Regions from separate parts of the Homo sapiens genome. Here all the other regions are linked to region 1. The links are chromatin contacts, found by Hi-C or POLR2A ChIA-PET in ENCODE. All regions are on one chromosome and are shown on one strand. Each heading gives the region's core, a stretch centred on a gene start or an enhancer-like site at or near the end of the contact. The rest is flanking DNA. Distances are from core to core; before and after follow the strand shown.

Region 1 (2,822 bases), core at 231-2,730:
CTGTAATCCCAGCACTTTGGGAGACTGACATGGGAGGATCCCTTGAGCCCAGGAGTTTGAGACCAGCCTGGGCAACATAGGGAGACTCCCATCTCTACCAAAAATAAAAAATTAGCCGAGCATGGTGGCACATGCCTGTGGCCCCTGTTACTCAGGAGGCTGAGACGGGAGGATTGCTTGAGCCAGGGAGGTCGAGGCTGCAGTGAGCTGTGATTGCACCACTGCACTCCAGCCTGAGAACAGAGCAAGACCCTGTTTCAAAACATTAAAAATCCTCTCTCTGTCTCTCCTTCTCACACCCACACCTCCCACAGGCTCCCCACCCCGACTCCCCGCCCACACACACACCCATATACTTGGCCAGCAAAGGGCTGTAGTTTGAACATGTGGTTCAAGGAACACAAGTCGTTGCACAGCTGATACAGAAAATCCGAAACTTCCCTGCCCCCAGCCCTCCATCAGGAGTCTCCGGCTTCCACGACCACTTTCACACAGCCCTTATTGAACTCTTGGTTCGACCCTTACTTTTGCATTCCAACTGGATACAAAGCTGAGGACTGTTTTCCTATTATCTGCCAGATGAATGCTTGGATCGGTGTCCAGGCTGCCCGGTCGTGCTTAGTAATCGGAAACAGAGACAGCGGAAATCTCAAATTCTGGTTTCCTGCCGGGGAGCCAGCTCCAAGTCTGCGGGAGAGGAAAGGACGTTGTGACACAGCGCCACCCTGTGGCAGAAAGGAGAAGAGCCGCTCTTGGCCTGTTGTCTGCATTGGATCTCAAGGCCTGGGGTTGTCAGAAACCTGAAACCTTGCAGAACCCCAAAATAACAAAACTGTCATTTAAAGAGCACTTACTGTGTGTTAGGGAGGCACTGTGATAATTGTCTTATATTGTTATGGCCTCAGAGTTTCCCATGAGATGGATACTATTTTCTGAATAAGGAAACTGGAGCCCAGAAGGGTTAAGAAATTTGCCTAAGTTCACACAGCCAAGAAGTAGCCAGGCTACACATCCGCTGAGTGTGGTCACAGAGGCCACAATTTTTTTTTTTTTTTTTTTTTGAGACAAGGTCTCACTCTGTTGCCCAGGCTGGAGTGCAGTGGCACGATCTTGGCTCACTGCATCCTTGACCTTCCAGGCTCAAGTGATCCTCCTGCCTCAGCCTCCCAAGTAGCTGGGACCACAGGCATGCACTACCATGCCCGGCTAATTTTGTTTATGTTTTTGTAAAGACAAGGTCTCCCTATGTTGCCCAGGCTGGTCTCTAACTCCTGGGCTCGAGTGATCCTCCAGCCTCGGCCTCCCAAAGTGCTGGGATTGCAGGCATGAGCCACTGCATCCGGCCGAGGACACACATCTAACCACCACTCTGTCCTTCCAGTCACCTGCTCAGCAGAGAACATTCCCTATAGCAGGGCTTCTCAAACTCACACCTGCAGGAGGCACTGGGGAATCTTGTTAAAATCCAGATTCTGATTCGGCTGATCTGGGGTAGGGCCCAAGAGTCTACGTTTCTTTTCTTTTCTTTCTTTCTTTTCTTTTTTTTTTTTGAGACGGAGTTTCACTCTTATTGCCCTGGCTGGAGTGCAATGGCACAGTCTCAGCTCACTGCAACCTCCGCCTCCTGAATTCAAGCGATTCTCTTGCCTCAGCCTTCCGAGTAGCTGAGACTACAGGCACCTGCCACCACGCCTGGCTAATTTTTGTATTTTTAGTAAAGACGGGGTTTCACCATGTTGACCAAGCTGGTCTTGAAGTCCTGACCTCAGGTGATCAGCCTGCCTTGGCCTCCCAAAGTGCTGGGATTACAGGCGTGAGCCACTGTGCCCAGTCTGAGCCCAGTCTACATTTCTAAGGGCTCCTAGGTAATGTGGTGCTGCTGGTTCGTGGACCACACTTGGAGAGGTGAGGCCCTAGAGCAGCTGTCCAGTAGAACTTTCTGTGATGGTGGAAGTGCTCTAACTCTGCGCTGTGTCATACATCGCCACTGGCTGCAGGTGCTATGGAGCACCTGAAACATGGCTACTGCAACAGAGAAATACATTTTAATTTTAGTTCATTTAAATTAATTTGAATTTAGCCACATGCACATAGTGGCCTCCATACTGGATAGTGCAACATCCATCATGAGTGGGGGCTCAGGCTTGTCATTCAAGAGCCAAAATACCATGGTAGGTTAAAGCAAGACTATATAGGGTAACAAATTTTTGGAGTCATTAGAGATAGTATATTCAACACTGCTGTTTTACATATAAGGAAACTGGCCAGAGAGGCAAAGTGACTTGTTGCAGAGCCACAGAGCTGTTCCTGGCAGAGGGAAGGCTTCAGGTTCAAGGACAGCATTCTCCCTACCATGCCACATTTTGTTCTAGGCCCACTGACCTTCAAAAGAAAAATGTACATTTCCAATTTTGGGAAATCCAAGCTGGGTGTGGTGACATGTGCCTGTAGTTCCAGGTGCCCAAAAAGCTGAGCTGGGAGGATCATTTGAGCCTGGGAGGTTGAGGCTGCAATGAGCCGTGATTGCACCACTGCACTCCAGCTTGGGCGACAGAAGGAGACCTTGTCTCTAAAAAAAAATAATAATAAAAAAAAATAAAAGAAAGAAAATCCTCTATAAACAAAATGTAGCTGTTGGTAATAGTCAAATGCTATTTATTACTTTATACAACGTTTGAGGCAGTTAACCAGGTTTAAATGTTATCCAATTTCCTGAGGGAATTAACTGATTTTTGGCTACATTTGCAAGACCTGCATCACACGAAAAGAATCATCCCTTTTTATGGGATGTTTTGCAACACGAAGTTCTCTGGCAAAACCAA
Region 2 (2,967 bases), core at 308-2,807, 800 kb after region 1:
CTGTAATAGGGTCTTTTAGTCTGTTTAGGAATTAGCCCCATTCTACCTTGTCTAGGGTGTGGAGTAATGACATTAGAAAATCTGGACCACTTTACCTCTGGTAGCTTCAGTTTCTCCATTTATAAAATGGGGACAAATGATTGTACTTTATAGTTGTAATAGAAATTAAATGGGGTAATGTATGTTGAGTTAACATGTGGATCTCAGTCCTAGCTCTGCCAGAGTTCTTTGGCCTTCAGTCACTGGGCTTTTCTGACCTACTCAGTTCCCTTATCTGGAAAATAGAGTTCAGACTTTCCTACCCAATTCACAGGGCTATTATGGGGGTCAAATAAAATAATCTTACGTGAAAGCATTTGGCTAATTACCATTCTATGCAAGTTCAAGATAGACCTTACCCCAAGGTTGATTCAAATTGACACCCTCTGTTGACCTAAAAGAATTCTCCCATGCTTGCCAAAACCTGCTTTTAATTTTTCTAAATATGGGCCCCTTAGTCCAGAAGATACTTATCTAGCCTCCAAAGATTTGCCTTTCTCTAAACAGCAGGCTACCCAGCAGTAGCCTTATAGCTACTTCTGTGGCCACTCCAGCTCTAGTCGCTTTCCTTCAACCATTTGAGAGAGGTAGCCACAATATTAAAATATTTTAAATGTACAGAAACATTAATCATTAATTGCCATCAAGGCAAGATTCTCATTCTCACTCTCAGCCCCTATCAATTCTAGTAAAATACTGAAACTACACCCGCCTTCAACTACACGGCCTTTACTAACACAAGTCTTAGTATAAATAACCTTTTATTATCAGTATCAGTATAATGTTAGTAAGCAAACATTAAGTACCTTACTGTGTGCCAAGAAGTATGCCAAAAAAAGGGGAAATTTCCATCCTAAGAACAATGTATGTTGTCTTCAAGATTAGAGCAGTGGTTCTCACAAGGTAGGGGAGTGAGTAGTGGGGAGATAGGAAGTTGAGGCATTTTTAAAGTCACAACTAGAATGTTCTACTGGCATCTAGGTAGAACAGAAAGGCCAGAGATACTGCTGAACCCCCTACAATGCACAGGCCAGTGCCCCACAATGTCAAAATGTCAGTAATGCCCAAGTTGAGAAGCCCCAGTTAAAGGAACAAATACTGTCCCTAGGAAAGATGTTAACTCCTTTTCCATCAGGATGAAATAAGTTATCCCTGTAGGTGATATACTATCAGCATGCTATTTGGCTTCTCTAAGAGAGGAGGGTGGGAATTTACACAGGTGGTGTCCTGTATCTTGGGAAGGGGAACATAGACTTCACTTCCTCCACTGCTGTGTTGAGAAGCTAAAAGACACTAGCAGAAAGTAGTAACCTCCAACTACTACTGCACACCATTATTTCTCCTTTTATGTAAAAATGCTATGTGTTACTCCTGCTGGTTGCAAAAGAATGAAGAAGGTGATTAAATTTTCACTCTTATCAAGAAACTGCTATGAATTAAACTCCAGTCATCAGCTGAATTGGTTTCATAAAATGGTTCCACCGCAAACATACTAAAGCAGTTCTTTCTGTTTGAGTCATCCTTTTGAAATCAGCCACAAGGAAACTCTAGTATAGATGGAAATCTGTTTTATCTGAGATAATATATGCAGTCCACATTGTTTTTCATCATAAAAAAATGTTATAACATTTTCATGTTTTAAAACATTTTCCTTTTTTTCTCAGTACCCCATTATGCCTACCCACTTGCCCACTAAAATAGAAGTGCTCAGAAGATATGTAAACAATCTGCATAAGATTTGTTTTGTCCCTTGCTTAGTATTTGTTTTGCTTTTTTTTTTAGGGCAGGAATTTTGTACTTGTGTTTAGTAGGTAGTAAGCAAAAGGCTGTGTGTGATGTAAATAATGAAAGAAAACATTTGTTAGGTTGAGAGACAAAGATTGATTTCTCAGTTTTTCTTCTTTAGGTGAAACTGACAGATATTATACAAAGTCTTTCCTTTGGGAAGACTTGATATGAAAATAATTGTATTTCACTGGCCCTTAAAAAGGAAATGATTAGAATGTTTAACAGTCAAATTAATAATACTATTCCTAATAAATACATATTTTATGAGTAACTTTTCATGTTCTCCCAGCCCACAAAGAAAATAACACTATTCCAGAATATGTTTATTTTAAAATTTTTTTTTAACTCTGGAAGTTTAGTTCCTGCTAATGAGAGCAACATGCTTTCGAGTATCAAGCAAAGTTTCAAAGTAATAGATAAAATAGAAGACAGTTTTATTAGGAAGATTTTCTTTAGCATTTCTTCTAGTCTTGAGTAGAATTAATGGTGCTATTTCATGTTCTTGGTGCTAGATAACATTGGGATAGGGCTGAATACATGAGGTCAAACTAACTTAATTGAAGACCAACAAATGAAGCCAGTAATCGAGACATTCGGATGTTTTTTATGTACATACTCATTTAAAGTTCTCAAGTACATGACTTCAGGAATTTTTTTTTTTTTTTCTTTTTTTTTGAGACAGAGTTTCTCTCCGTCACCCAGGCTGGAGGATCACAGCTCACTGTAGCCTCAAACTCCTGGGCACAAGTGATCCTCCCACCTCAGCTTTCTGAGTAGCTGGGGCTATAGGTGCATGCCATGACATTTGGCTAATGTTTTCTGTTTTTACTTTTTTTTTTTTAAATCTTTTGTAGAGACGGGAGTCTTACTATGTTGCGCAGGCTGGTCTCAAACTCCTGGCCTCAAGTGATCCTCTCACCTTGGCCTCCCAAAGTGCTGGGATTACGGGCATGAGCCACCATGCCCAGCCTAGGAATTCATTTTGAAGAATTCTTTTACTCAGATTTTAAAATATAGAGAGAATATATAAAGACAGTGAGTAGGAAAGCATTGTCTAGGTACTGGTCTTTGTTAAAGAGTATAAACCTTTGGGAAGATCATGAATCTTTCTTCAGAGAACACATAAAAAAAAAAGTTCCA
Region 3 (2,843 bases), core at 163-2,662, 820 kb after region 1:
TTAATGTTTCTCTCGAGCGTAGTACTATAACAAAAACTTAATGCTAAGAAACATTTTATATGCTCCTTTGGATATGCAATTTAATCTAGATTATCTATTTTTCTCCCATGATAACTAATCTGTTTTTAGTATCAGCAGCATTTGGCAAGTTTATTTTTTGGATATAAACTGTGGTTCATCTGTTCACTGTTTCTAGAAAAAAATCATTGCCATAAGAAAAAGTATAAATTAGCAAGAAAGGAGAGTGACTTGATTTGCTTTTGGAAAAAGAAATGCTTAATTAATTATTCTGTATTTGGCCTTATTCGGGCATTAGGAAATCTAGAGATCTAAAGGGTTGAATGACAATAGTGCCCCCGTTTTTAGCAGACCAGCCTTAACTCTGGGTTTGAATCCTAAGGAGATTGCCACAGTGAGACTTAAGGAAATGTTTGGTTGGCAGATGAGCACCAATGACTGCAGCGTGGAGTGACGCACTGCATGGTCTGTTTATTCTCTAATTCCAATATGTCTTTTGCTTCCAGAAGCAAGAAAAGTTTCTTCTCTCCCCTCCTTCCCACCCTTTTTTCAAAGGCACCACAAGTATAGACAGTTGCACTACATCAAATCTTTTTTTGACACTTGTAGAAACCAGTACACTTTTAGATTAGACAGTATCTTCTTTTAATATTTTGATTTGTTTTCCTTTAGTTTGAAAAGTTGTATAATACTTAACTGACTGTAGCAAAGTTTTATATGTGGTAGCATACCTTTAATTTATCCTATTACAAAACTGTTCTGAATTTTCTTTTGGTTTTTAAAAAACAAAACTTGTTGCTTAGAAGCCATGAATTATTTTATTTTACTTCAACTGTCGAAACTTCCTTGTTTTAAAAAATGATCATTTGGGTTCACTCAGGAAATGCATGTCAGGAAACTTGTATTATAAGTTTATTAGTTGTGATGTATCAGTAACTGCTGTTACCCCTTTTTCAAAGAAATGTAATTGATTTTGAAGTTTTCTAGATTGTCACATGCTTTGTGACTAATGCAAGAAAGCAAGTCCTGTGTTGTATTTGTTCTAGTCATTTTTATTCAGGCTATATATTGTAGCTTAATTTTTATTTGCAATTAATTTATTTAAACTAAGTAAATACTTTTCAAAATACATAATTGAATTCGTCTCTGTGAGTTCATTTTTGCATAATCGAGAATGAGAAACCAGAAGTGAAAACTGTGAACAACTCTATTCCACACTCCAAAAATACTCATTTGAAATAGATGAAGAGTTTGCATTTAATGTAACACTTTAAAGTATCTGGTTCTTTTTTAAAAGCATCTCTTACTAATAAAGGAACTTTGTTAGTGGTTGAATAATTGAGGCCTTTTCTAAGTTAAGCCTTGCTAGGGAGTTGGCACCTGTAAGTTGCATGTTAGACTATTTAAATAGTGGCTTCGTAACCATAAAAGTTGCACGTCCTTCCCAAAGTTGCCTGCATTTTCTTCTAACAGGTAAAAACAATCTCTTCTAACAGGGAAAAACCTGGCTCATTTTCTATCAAATTCAAGTTTTAAAAATTCAGGCAATTTAAATGATCAGTTGGGTGTTTGCTGTTCAAGCAGAACTGTTATTTTGTCATGGCCTAATAGAACACTTTTACTTAGTTGTATTAAGGGAATGTCAGTATTCTGGCCAAGGAGGAGAAAAAGTTGTATTTAGGTCTTCTAAATGCATTCTCAAGAAAGATAATCTTTATGGCTTAACTCTTTTATCAAAGTAATCTTTATATTTAAATGCTACTTAATTTGTTCAAGGAATTAAATTTCCCTTTATCTAAAATGTTAGGGTAATGAAGCAAGACATGAAGGGAAGCCATTCAGACATCAGAGTTCTTTTACTAGGTTATCCTCTTGCAACCTTCTTTGCTTACTTCCCTCATGTAAAAGTCTTCTAGTACATGTAAAGCAGGGTAGGAATAAATAATAATGTAAGTATGTAATTACTTCTTCTTTTTTTTTTTTTTTTTGAGACGGAGTCTCACTCTGTCGCCAGGCTGGAGTGCAGTGGCGTGATCTCGGCTCACTGCAAGCTCCACCTTCCGGGTTCACGCCATTCTCCTGCCTCAGCCTCCCAAGTAGCTGGGATAACAAGCGCCCGCCACCATGCCCAGCTAGTTTTTGTATTTTTAGTAGAGACAGGGTTTCACCATGTTGGTCAGGATGCTCTCGATCTCCTGACCTTGTGATCCGCCCACTTTGGCCTCCCAAAGTGCTAGGATTAATTACTTCTAACATTTGAGTGTCCCACTTCACTCTTCCCGTCTGACCCAGACTGAGGGCACTGGTGAAAGTCCACTTATTATGTCTCTAAGGTTATAAGCTCAACATAACTCTAACACTTTGGCCCTTCGTTGCAATGGATCATCTTGTGCTACCACTTCTTTTTTTGTTTAAGACAGGGTCTTGCTCTGTTGCCGAGGCTGGACTGCAGTGGTGCAATCACAGCTCACCACAGCCTCAACCTCCCAGGCTCAAGCAATTCTTCCACCTCTACCTCCTGAGTAGCTGGGACTACAGATACACACCACCATTCCTGGCTAATTTTTTTCATTTTCAGTAGAGACGCCGTCTGACTAGATTTCCCAGGCTGGTCTCAAACTCCTGCTCTTAAGCAATCCTCCTGCCTCAGCCTCCCAAAGTGCTTGGATTACAGGTGTTGAGCCACCACACCCTGCTGTGCTACCACACTTTAGAGACCACTGGTTAATAAACCTATGTTCCATTCCCTTCTCTGTTTTCTCTAAGCACTGCCCTATAGCAAATCAGAACAGCAAAACTCTGCATCACTGAACTCTGTTATTCTG
Region 4 (2,700 bases), core at 148-2,647, 690 kb before region 1:
ACCTGCAACTTACCCTATGCAAGATAACAAATTATCCAGAATGGCCTAAACCATTCTGACCTGTGCTTTCTGTAACTTGCATTCAAAGGCATCCTACCCAATGTACAGGCAAATCAAGCACAGCTTAGTAGAGATTCTTGTGGAGTCTTTTTTAATGACTATATTAAAAATCATAAATACCATGCCAATCTTTTGTATGTGAGGTAATTAAAAGTTTGTCATCACTGAGCAATTCTTGCCTTTGAAATCCCATTTTGCTTGTAGAATGTTAGAAGAATTTGCCAAGGAGAAACAAATCTTATCCCAATTCTCACTAATTGTTGATTGTCAAAGTATTTCAAGTCCAAGGTAGCAGCCTCATAGTTAAGGTTTCCTCCTGCAATCCACTCAATACGGCTGACCCAGCCTGCGTGTACAAGTTATGCCCTGCACGTCTGGTAGAACCTTGTGGTAGCATCTAACTCTTCCAGACTTCCAGGGGACCATTTCTAGGTATAAACCCAGAACTCATTGAATGATTTCCTAACAGCTACATTTCCAAAGGAAAACACAACAAAACTTGTTCATGACAGCCATTAAACTTCTTGTGGGCTAATAGAAAGCAAAATTCTAAATGGAAAGAAATGCAAATTTCGACACACAGAGCACATGTGTAGGTCAGAGGGGCAATTCACTTGTGATCTGGCTGGGCCAGCAGGGCTCCACTCCCCAGCTGGACCTAGGCAATCTGTCTTCTGTCTCCATCAGGTTGTGGCTTCCAGAACTTGGGCTCAGAGACGGTTCCCTATGCCAATTCCCCTTGGCAGGAAAGACACCTTCTGGCAACACCGTTGCTATTCCCAGTCCTTCACCCCTGCCAACCTCCTCATGTTTTATCTATTTTTATTTGAATTGGTGATCAAGGGATTAACCCAGTTTATACAAATTCCATCTTCCAAAAAGCCATTATGGTGCAGTTGCAATTGTGATATTTCACTCTCCAAATGAATCAAATTGGATTTTAATGACAGTAGACTCCATTAAGCAACACCTGATTGGGTTATTTCCTGGAAATTTCATCTTCATTGTTTTCTCCATCACTGCTACCAAAAAAAAAACACATAGCAGGAGAGCTATCAGGGGCTGCCGCCAAGCTACATTGGATCATCCTTGAAATCATGGTCATGTTTCCTTCTAACAAGTCGAATGTTTCAGTTTTACTCATTCATTCCATAGGACACCCTCAACCCAGTGTCAATTTCTACTAAAAAAAAGCGGGGGTAAGGTAAATTGTTTTTTGTAGGGGACTTGGTAGTTGTAGGGGACTATAATTCCTCACAAGAAACTCTCATGTGGGGTATATAATTTGTATGTAAATTTTTTTTTTCTTTTGAGACGGAGTTTCACTCTTGTTTTCCAGGCTGGAGTGCAACGGCACAATCTCGGCTCACCGCAACCTCCGCCTCCCGGGTTCAAGCGATTCTGCTGCCTCAGCCTCCTGAGTAGCTGGGATTACAGGCATGTGCCACCACGCCCGGCTAATTTTGTATTTTTAGTACAGATAGGGTTTCTCCATATTGGTCAGGCTGGTCTCGAACTCCCAACCTCAGGTGATCCGCATGCCTCAGCCTCCCAAAGTTCTGGGATTACAGGCATGAGCCACCGCACCCGGCCATTTGTATGTAATTTTCTATATTTATTGAAATGCATTTTAAGTAATATGAAAGCATTTTTCTCCTTACAATGGAAAAACCAACTTGATTTTACATTTATTTATATAACCTGACTTAATTCTATGTAAGTCAAGTGAAAAAGGAAACAACTGCTCTGTGGAATCAACCTGAAGATGTCTAATTTTTCCTCTGATGCCACCAGACTTAAAGCAGTTCACGATCCTCTCTACAAAGAAGTATATTTAGGTTCTCCCTCTCCCTCTCCCTCTCCCTCTCCCCACGGTCTCCCTCTGATGCCGAGCCGAAGCTGGACTGTACTGCTGCCATCTCGGCTCACTGCAGCCTCCCTGCCTGATTCTCCTGCCTCAGCCTGCCCAGTGCCTGCGATTGCAGGTGCGCGCCGCCACGCCTGACTGGTTTTCGTATTTTTTTGGTGGAGACGGGGTTTCGCTGTGTTGGCCAGGCTGGTCTCCAGCTCCTAACCGCGAGTGATCCGCCAGCCTTGGCCTCCCGAGGTGCCAGGATGGCAGACGGAGTCGCGTTCACTCAGTGCTCAATGGTGCCCAGGCTGGAGTGCAGTGGCATGATCTCGGCTCGCTACAACCTCCACCTCCCAGCTGCCTGCCTTGGCCCCCCAAAGTGCCGAGATTGCAGCCTCTGCCTGGCCACCACCCCGTCTGGGAAGTGAGGAGCGTCTCTGCCTGGCCGCCCATCGTCTGGGATGTGAGGAGCCTCTCTGACTGGCTGCCCAGTCTGGAAAGTGAGGAGCGTCTCTGCCCGGCCGCCATCCCATCTAGGAAGTGAGGAGCGTCTCTGCCAGGCCGCCCATCGTCTGAGATGTGGGGAGCGCCTCTGCCCTGCCGCCCCGTCTGGGATGTGAGGAGCGTCTCTGCCCGGCTGACCCGTCTGAGAAGTGAGGAGACCCTCTGCCTGGCAACCGCCCCGTCTGAGAAGTGAGGAGCGTCTCCGCCCAGCAGCCACCCTGTCCGGGAGGGAGGTGGGGGGGTCAGCCCCCCGCCCGGCCAGCCGCCCGTCCGGGAGGAAGGTG

The links. A loop is a pair of places that touch in the nucleus more often than their neighbours do. ChIA-PET counts read pairs that join two places held with the same protein, here RNA polymerase II (POLR2A). Pooled maps may share reads with other maps.
Region 2: a pooled map shows a loop between it and region 1 (2.2-fold over the local background). The contact joins two enhancer-like sites. A Hi-C loop is called at or near these places in 5 of 37 single-sample maps with no recorded cell type and 5 of 50 pooled maps. POLR2A ChIA-PET finds 5 or more read pairs at or near these places in 1 of 52 experiments (PC-3).
Region 3: a pooled map shows a loop between it and region 1 (2.8-fold over the local background). The contact joins two enhancer-like sites. A Hi-C loop is called at or near these places in 6 of 37 single-sample maps with no recorded cell type and 5 of 50 pooled maps.
Region 4: a pooled map shows a loop between it and region 1 (3-fold over the local background). The contact joins the promoter of LINC03050 here to the enhancer-like site in region 1. A Hi-C loop is called at or near these places in 5 of 37 single-sample maps with no recorded cell type and 4 of 50 pooled maps.

Annotation. Positions count from the first base shown.
Region 1 is chr2:64,915,716-64,918,537 of GRCh38, reverse strand. All of the region lies in intron 1 of LINC02245 (long intergenic non-protein coding RNA 2245), which reads left to right. Among named protein-coding and RNA genes, the nearest start is that of LINC02245, 15 kb to the left of the region's middle. RefSeq lists enhancers at 354-433, 1,444-1,493, 1,864-2,053. Within about 2 kb of position 1,480, at least 25 of the 41 ENCODE cell types and tissues checked have a DNase peak (open chromatin) inside an H3K27ac peak, as active enhancers do.
Region 2 is chr2:64,112,826-64,115,792 of GRCh38, reverse strand. All of the region lies in intron 1 of PELI1 (pellino E3 ubiquitin protein ligase 1), which reads left to right. Among named protein-coding and RNA genes, the nearest start is that of PELI1, 30 kb to the left of the region's middle. RefSeq lists an enhancer at 1,590-1,669. Within about 2 kb of position 1,557, at least 5 of the 41 ENCODE cell types and tissues checked have a DNase peak (open chromatin) inside an H3K27ac peak, as active enhancers do.
Region 3 is chr2:64,091,165-64,094,007 of GRCh38, reverse strand. PELI1 (pellino E3 ubiquitin protein ligase 1) reads left to right here. Exons shown (of 7, transcript NM_020651.4): 7 at 1-1,356. Among named protein-coding and RNA genes, the nearest start is that of PELI1, 52 kb to the left of the region's middle. Within about 2 kb of position 1,412, at least 3 of the 41 ENCODE cell types and tissues checked have a DNase peak (open chromatin) inside an H3K27ac peak, as active enhancers do.
Region 4 is chr2:65,601,062-65,603,761 of GRCh38, reverse strand. LINC03050 (long intergenic non-protein coding RNA 3050) reads left to right here and starts at 1,397. Exons shown (of 3, transcript NR_182288.2): 1 at 1,397-2,605. RefSeq lists enhancers at 1,518-2,111, 2,112-2,700.